Linked DNA regions of Homo sapiens: region 2 is linked to region 1. A link is a loop called in an ENCODE intact Hi-C map of the cell type or tissue named here. Cell type or tissue: prostate gland. All regions are shown on one strand. Links, peaks and the distances in the headings refer to the core of each region. The heading gives the core; the rest is flanking DNA. Region 1 holds the start of GBP6 (guanylate binding protein family member 6). Region 2 overlaps LOC105378841 (a long non-coding RNA gene).

Evidence for each region. Peaks named below come from ENCODE experiments on the same cell type or tissue, not always from the same donor. Only the 100,000 strongest peaks of a DNase experiment are listed, where the experiment ranks them.
Region 2: a loop joins it to region 1, with 2.6 times the contacts of the local background. A loop is called at or near these places in 54 of 110 quality-filtered maps.

Annotation. Positions count from the first base shown.
Region 1 is chr1:89,363,711-89,366,527 of GRCh38, reverse strand. It overlaps GBP6 (guanylate binding protein family member 6), which reads right to left and starts at 2,469. Exons shown (of 11, transcript NM_198460.3): 1 at 2,401-2,469. In prostate gland, for the core only: no CTCF peak of the experiment used is centred there; no DNase peak of the experiment used is centred there.
Region 2 is chr1:89,083,542-89,086,358 of GRCh38, reverse strand. All of the region lies in intron 4 of LOC105378841 (a long non-coding RNA gene), which reads right to left. Among named protein-coding and RNA genes, the nearest start is that of GBP1, 20 kb to the right of the region's middle. In prostate gland, for the core only: no CTCF peak of the experiment used is centred there; no DNase peak of the experiment used is centred there.

The DNA.
Region 1 (2,817 bases), core at 297-2,796:
TACTGAAACTTGTTCTCTAATGCATCAGTGTGACCTTATATGTTTGTCTTTTATCTACAGGTTTGGAAGAGTGATGGGAATAGAAGGGAGAAGGGAAAGGATCCACTATGGGATGAGAAAACTCTAGAGAATACAGGCTATCTTTCCAAAAGGGAAGCAGGAGAATGTCCAGAATCTAAAGAATTCAAGTACAGGCTGAAATACGTAGCCTAGAAGGGTCAGGTTCTCTGCAATTTACTCCCACAGACAAGAATAAGAAAAAGAATAAGAATAACAATACATATAATATTGCATATTATTTATGGAGATAAATTATAGATATCTAGAGAGAGAGAGAAATTATGTACATACATATTAATAGATAAGTTAGAGAGATTTCTTTTTGAGAGATAAAGTCAATGTCACTTTTGGGTGAATCGAGGTGAAAGGCATATGGGATTTAATTGTAATATTTTTAGAGGTGAAGTTTAATTCCATAAATTTAGTATTGAAAGTACAATTATTCTGTAGGTCTCCTGGCACATTTTTATTGCCATTATATTAAAATGGTTTTCTATGATACCTGTATTTCCTTATAATTAGAAAAATGTAAACATAATATTGTCTTCAAATGCCTCAAATACTCAGTTTAGAATTGATATGTCAGACACTCAAGATGCATCTAATGCCACCAAAAATACCAGCTCTATCATTCACTACTTATGTGGCCTTGACCAAGGAGGTCAAGCTAGCTGAGCCTGTTAATTATAGGGGTCTGTGAGTTAAATCATACATCCAACCTGGAGGGTGTTTTGATAATAAAACGAGACATTATAAGTTTATATCTTTGCATAGCATGCACCACACAATAGGATTTCAGTAAATGTTGAATTAAATGGAGGTTACTACAATAATTACAATAACAATTGGTCCATTAGATTATATATTTCAACAAAATATACAAACTATAAGTTACTAAGAAACAAAAACTACAAATAAATTTTTCACGGAAGCAAAACTGTAAAGTTCAAGCACGCTGTTGCTGTACAACCTGCTCTTGTCTGATTCTTCACTGAGGGGAGTAAGGAAAATGGAGATCAAACACGAGGTCCTGATTTCCACAGTGAAATGCATTGTAATGTGATGTGTAACGTGTTCATCACATTACAGTGACTGCAACTGTACAGTCCCTTCTTTAAAGTGAACAATAAAGGCAGCTCTAGGAAGATGTGGCTGCTCCTGCAAACAACTTTATATAAACCAGGTCTCTGGTTTCTTAGCTGTGTGGGAACCACAGACCTTTTAACTTCTACTAAATGAAATACAGCTGTTCAATCCTATTCAGGACTGGTTTTCACACTCTGATGTACATAAGAATCACCTGATCACTCTGATGATAGTTTCTTTTGCTGTGCAGAAGCTCTTTAATTAGATCCCATTCTCAGCAAACTAACACAGGAACAGAAAACCAAAAACTGCGTGTTCTAACTGGTAAGTGGGAGTTGAACAATGAGAACATGTGGACACGGGCGGCGGGGGGTTGGCGCTGGGGGTGGGGGTGGGAAACTCACACACTGGGGCCTGTCAGTGGGTGGAGGGCAAGGGGAGGGAGAGCATTAGGACAAATACCTAATGCATGCGGGGCTTAAAACCTAGATGACGGATTGATAGGTGCAGCAAACCACCATGGGACATGGTGGTTTTTAAAAAAATCTTTTTTATTTTAAACATAGTGTCTATTCTTCATCTTTTTTTTTTTTAAAGAATCAACTGAGAGGATTGTTCAAACCCAGATTCCCAGGCCTAAGTATCCATCTGTTTAGCAAGAGCTACAAGAGACTCTGATGTTCCTATGGGAAACTAACACCCCCCTCCTCCCCCACCCCCTCCCCACACACACATACACACACACACACACACACGCACACACAGAGTTTGGACTATATAATTATTTTTAAGTAATAAAGACCAGTGATGTGGGGCCTAAGTTTATTTCTACATAGAGATTTATAGAGCTCTTATTCTGAAGCTTTCCTAAGTGTGACCACTAGAAAGATAGACAAGAAACTCTCCCTTCCGGTATAATTGCCTGGAAGCTCCTTGTTCTCTGCATTCTGGGGCTTGCCGCAGGACCTGAGAGAGATAGCCAGGCAGGCGCCCACCAGGGCTCATTCCAGGCCACTCACTGCTGTCCTGAGTTGATGATCAGGGAACAGCACATCCAGGGGGACGCGGCGTGCCCGGCTGTCACTGGTTCAAGTGGAGAAGCTGAGCTTCCCCAGAACTAAAGCCAGCCACAGACTCCTGCAGGCCAGGCAGCAGGCACCCTGCCCTTCCTGCCCATTCCTCAGTTACCACTCTGAATCAGAAACCAAGTCTTGAGTTAGGAACTAAGTTGCATTTAAAAGAAAGTGAACATACCTGCTCTATAGCACCGCAGGTCCAAGAACAGTTTTCAGTTGCCTCACTCACCTCTTGTTTTCTTTCCTCCTTTTACTTTTCTGTTCTTTCCTTTATAAAAGGAAAAAAAAGCTGAGTAAGCTAGTTGTTTCCACAAATGGGATGGTGCAGTAAAAATAAACTTGGAAGTAAAATTAATCCATGCTTTTAATAAAGTGTTAGCAGAGCCATGCCTGAATCATCCGATGTGAGTTTGAGGATGGGTGTTGGGTGCAGGGGTGGGAGGAGGTCAGAAAAAGCCACAGATACTGCACAGTCACACCTTAGCAAGCACAATCCTGCCAGCTTTCTTTTGTCTTTCCCATCTTAGAAGGCTTCACAGGCTTTCTTCTTGATACCGTTCCCAGGTGGCTTTAGTTTCCTAGGCACACAAGAAAA
Region 2 (2,817 bases), core at 236-2,735, 280 kb after region 1:
CTGGAATTGCTTTACACTCCTCTGTTCAAACTGCGGAATATGTAAATGATTGGCAAAAAAATTCCTTAATAAAAGATCACACATTTACACATTATAACAAATTTTATGCTCTGAAAACATTTTTAGAAAGAGCATATATTTACATATGTTTGGGAAAGGTATCTTGATATTAAATAATTAATTGACAGTGTTACATTTTCAATGTTCAAAATGAGCTAAGACTTTTATGTACATTATCTTATATCAGCCTCACTAAACTATACAAACTGGATATTGATGTGCTCAATGAGAAGACAATGGAATAAGGCATGGAGAGCTCACAAAGCTGAGGAGTGGCAAAGTTGCTTTCCATATGTGATATGACAGCACCTCCCTCTAGTGGTGACACCATGCTTTTCCTCCATATTCCTGATGTGACAAAGCTCAGAGTCACAGATTTGATGCCCTTTATTCTTATTTTTTGCTTCCAAATCATTTATCCTCTTTATTTAGCTTTTTCTTACAGTATGAACACTAGACAAAAACAGTTAAGTCATTTGCTTAGTATATGGTGTCAATAAAGCATGGTCTGACAACATTTATTTTTATTTATTTTCCAACTTTTAAGTTCAGGGGTACATGTGCAAGCATTATATAGGTAGATTGCATGTCACAGGGATTTGGTATATAAATGATTTCATCACCCAGGTAATCAGCATAGTACTTGATAGGTAGTTTTCAACCCTCACTCTCATCCCTCAACCCTCAAGAAGGCCCTGGTGTCTGCTGTTCCTTTCTTTGTGTCCCTATGTAATAAATGTTTGGCTCCAACTTATAAGCGAGAACTTGTGGTATTTGGATTTATGTTCCTGTGTTAGTTTGCTTAGGATAATGAACTCCATCTCCATCCATGTTGCTGCAAAGGACACAATCTCAATCTTTTTTATGGCTGCATAGTATTCTGACAATACTTATTTAGACCATATTTATTTTATACAGATACAAAATGCTATGTAATTTATTTTATGTCCTCTCATCCTGAATAGACATTTTATAGACATATGTGAAATATCAAAAGAGACATTAGGCAAAGTACTAATGATACCAACATAAAAGATAACATTATTACATATTTTGTGCTCTGAAAACATTTTTAGAAGGAGCATACATTCAAATACTAAGTTTGGGAAATGTGTTTTAATACTTAATTGAAAGTGTTACTAAGTTTTCAAAGTTCAAAATGAGCCTCTAATAATGTGTTAAGACTTTTATGTACATTATCCCAATTCAGCCTCACAAAATAATATGAATTAGGTATTGATGTGCTTATTGAGAAGATGATGAAAGGAGGCATAGAGAACTCACAAAGCTGATGACTGGCAGAGTTGCTTTCCATATGCAATATGCCAGCACCTTTCTCAAGTGTTGACACCATGCTTTTCCTCCATATTCCTAATTTGACAGAGCTTGAAGTGACAGATTAAATGCCCTTCTTCCTCTTCATTGTTGCTTCCGGATAACTTACCCTCTTTCTTTAGCTCCTCAACCCACCAGAAAACCACAAAACAACAACAAAACAAACACATAAAGTGAAGCACATGTCATCAGGCTGTACTACTCAAAACTCCTTTGTGCTAGGCATCCTGGATCTCCCAGGATGCCTTTATTCACTGAATATTTTAACAACTGACCCTTTCTCTCCTTACCATTACTCTTGTTGATCTTTGGGCCCTTTCAGATATGGTAGACAAGCATCTCCCCAGCCTCTCAGTTCCTTGACCTCCTAATAGCTGAAAGTCTTTTCTATCATCTCACCTCAGCCTGAAACTTTTCCTTACCAGTAACTAAACCTCCTCCATAATCTCAATATCAAGAGTCCCACACAATCAGTCCCTCTCATGACCTGCCTGCTCCATGCTGATAGGTCGAATGGTCAATTCTCCATCCTCATTTTATTTTATGTCTCAGCAATATGACAAAGATAATTATCCCCCTTCTTCCTAGATTCTTGTGAACTTTAGAAACTATGAGACAATAAACGTTTCAGTTCACTACATTTAGAGGGTATTTCTTATGCAATATCAGATAATTAATACAGAAACTTTTACCTGACTTGGAAGAGCATAGATTGTTACTGTCTGTTTTGTTGTTATTGTTGTTGTTGTTGTTGTTTTCAGACAGAATCTCTCCCCGTCACCCAGGCTGGAATGCAATGGTACAATCGCAGCTCACTGCAACCTTCGCCTCCCAGATTCAAGCGATTCTCCTGCCTCAGCCTCCCGAGTAGCTGGAATTACAGTCACATGCCACCACGCCCGGCTAATTTTTTGTATCTTTAGTAGAGACGGGGTTTCACCACGTTGGCCAGGCTGGTCTCAAACTCATGACCTCGTGATCTGCCCACCTCGGCCTCCCAAAGTGCTGAAACTACAGGCGTGAGCCACCGCATCCAGCTATTGTCTCCTTTTTATTCTTTATATAAACTGAAACATACACAATGTTTTGCTGTATGACTGACTTCCTTAACTCAATATTATGTATTAAAATATATGTGAAAGCTTTTGGGTTCTGTAATAATATTTCACTACAGATACTTAGGAGTAGAAGTATTCAATATATAGTATGCATTTTTTCACCTCATAGTACATAATATCAAATAGATTTTTAATATGATTGTCACAATTTATACTCTCATCAGCAATATTAAGGCTCCCCAGTGCTCTACATTCTTGCCATCATTTGGATATGTCAGCCTTTTGGATTATAGTCATTCTAGTGGGTACATGTAGATTTCATTCACAGTTTAATTTGGTTTTCCTTGAGAATAAAAGACAATTA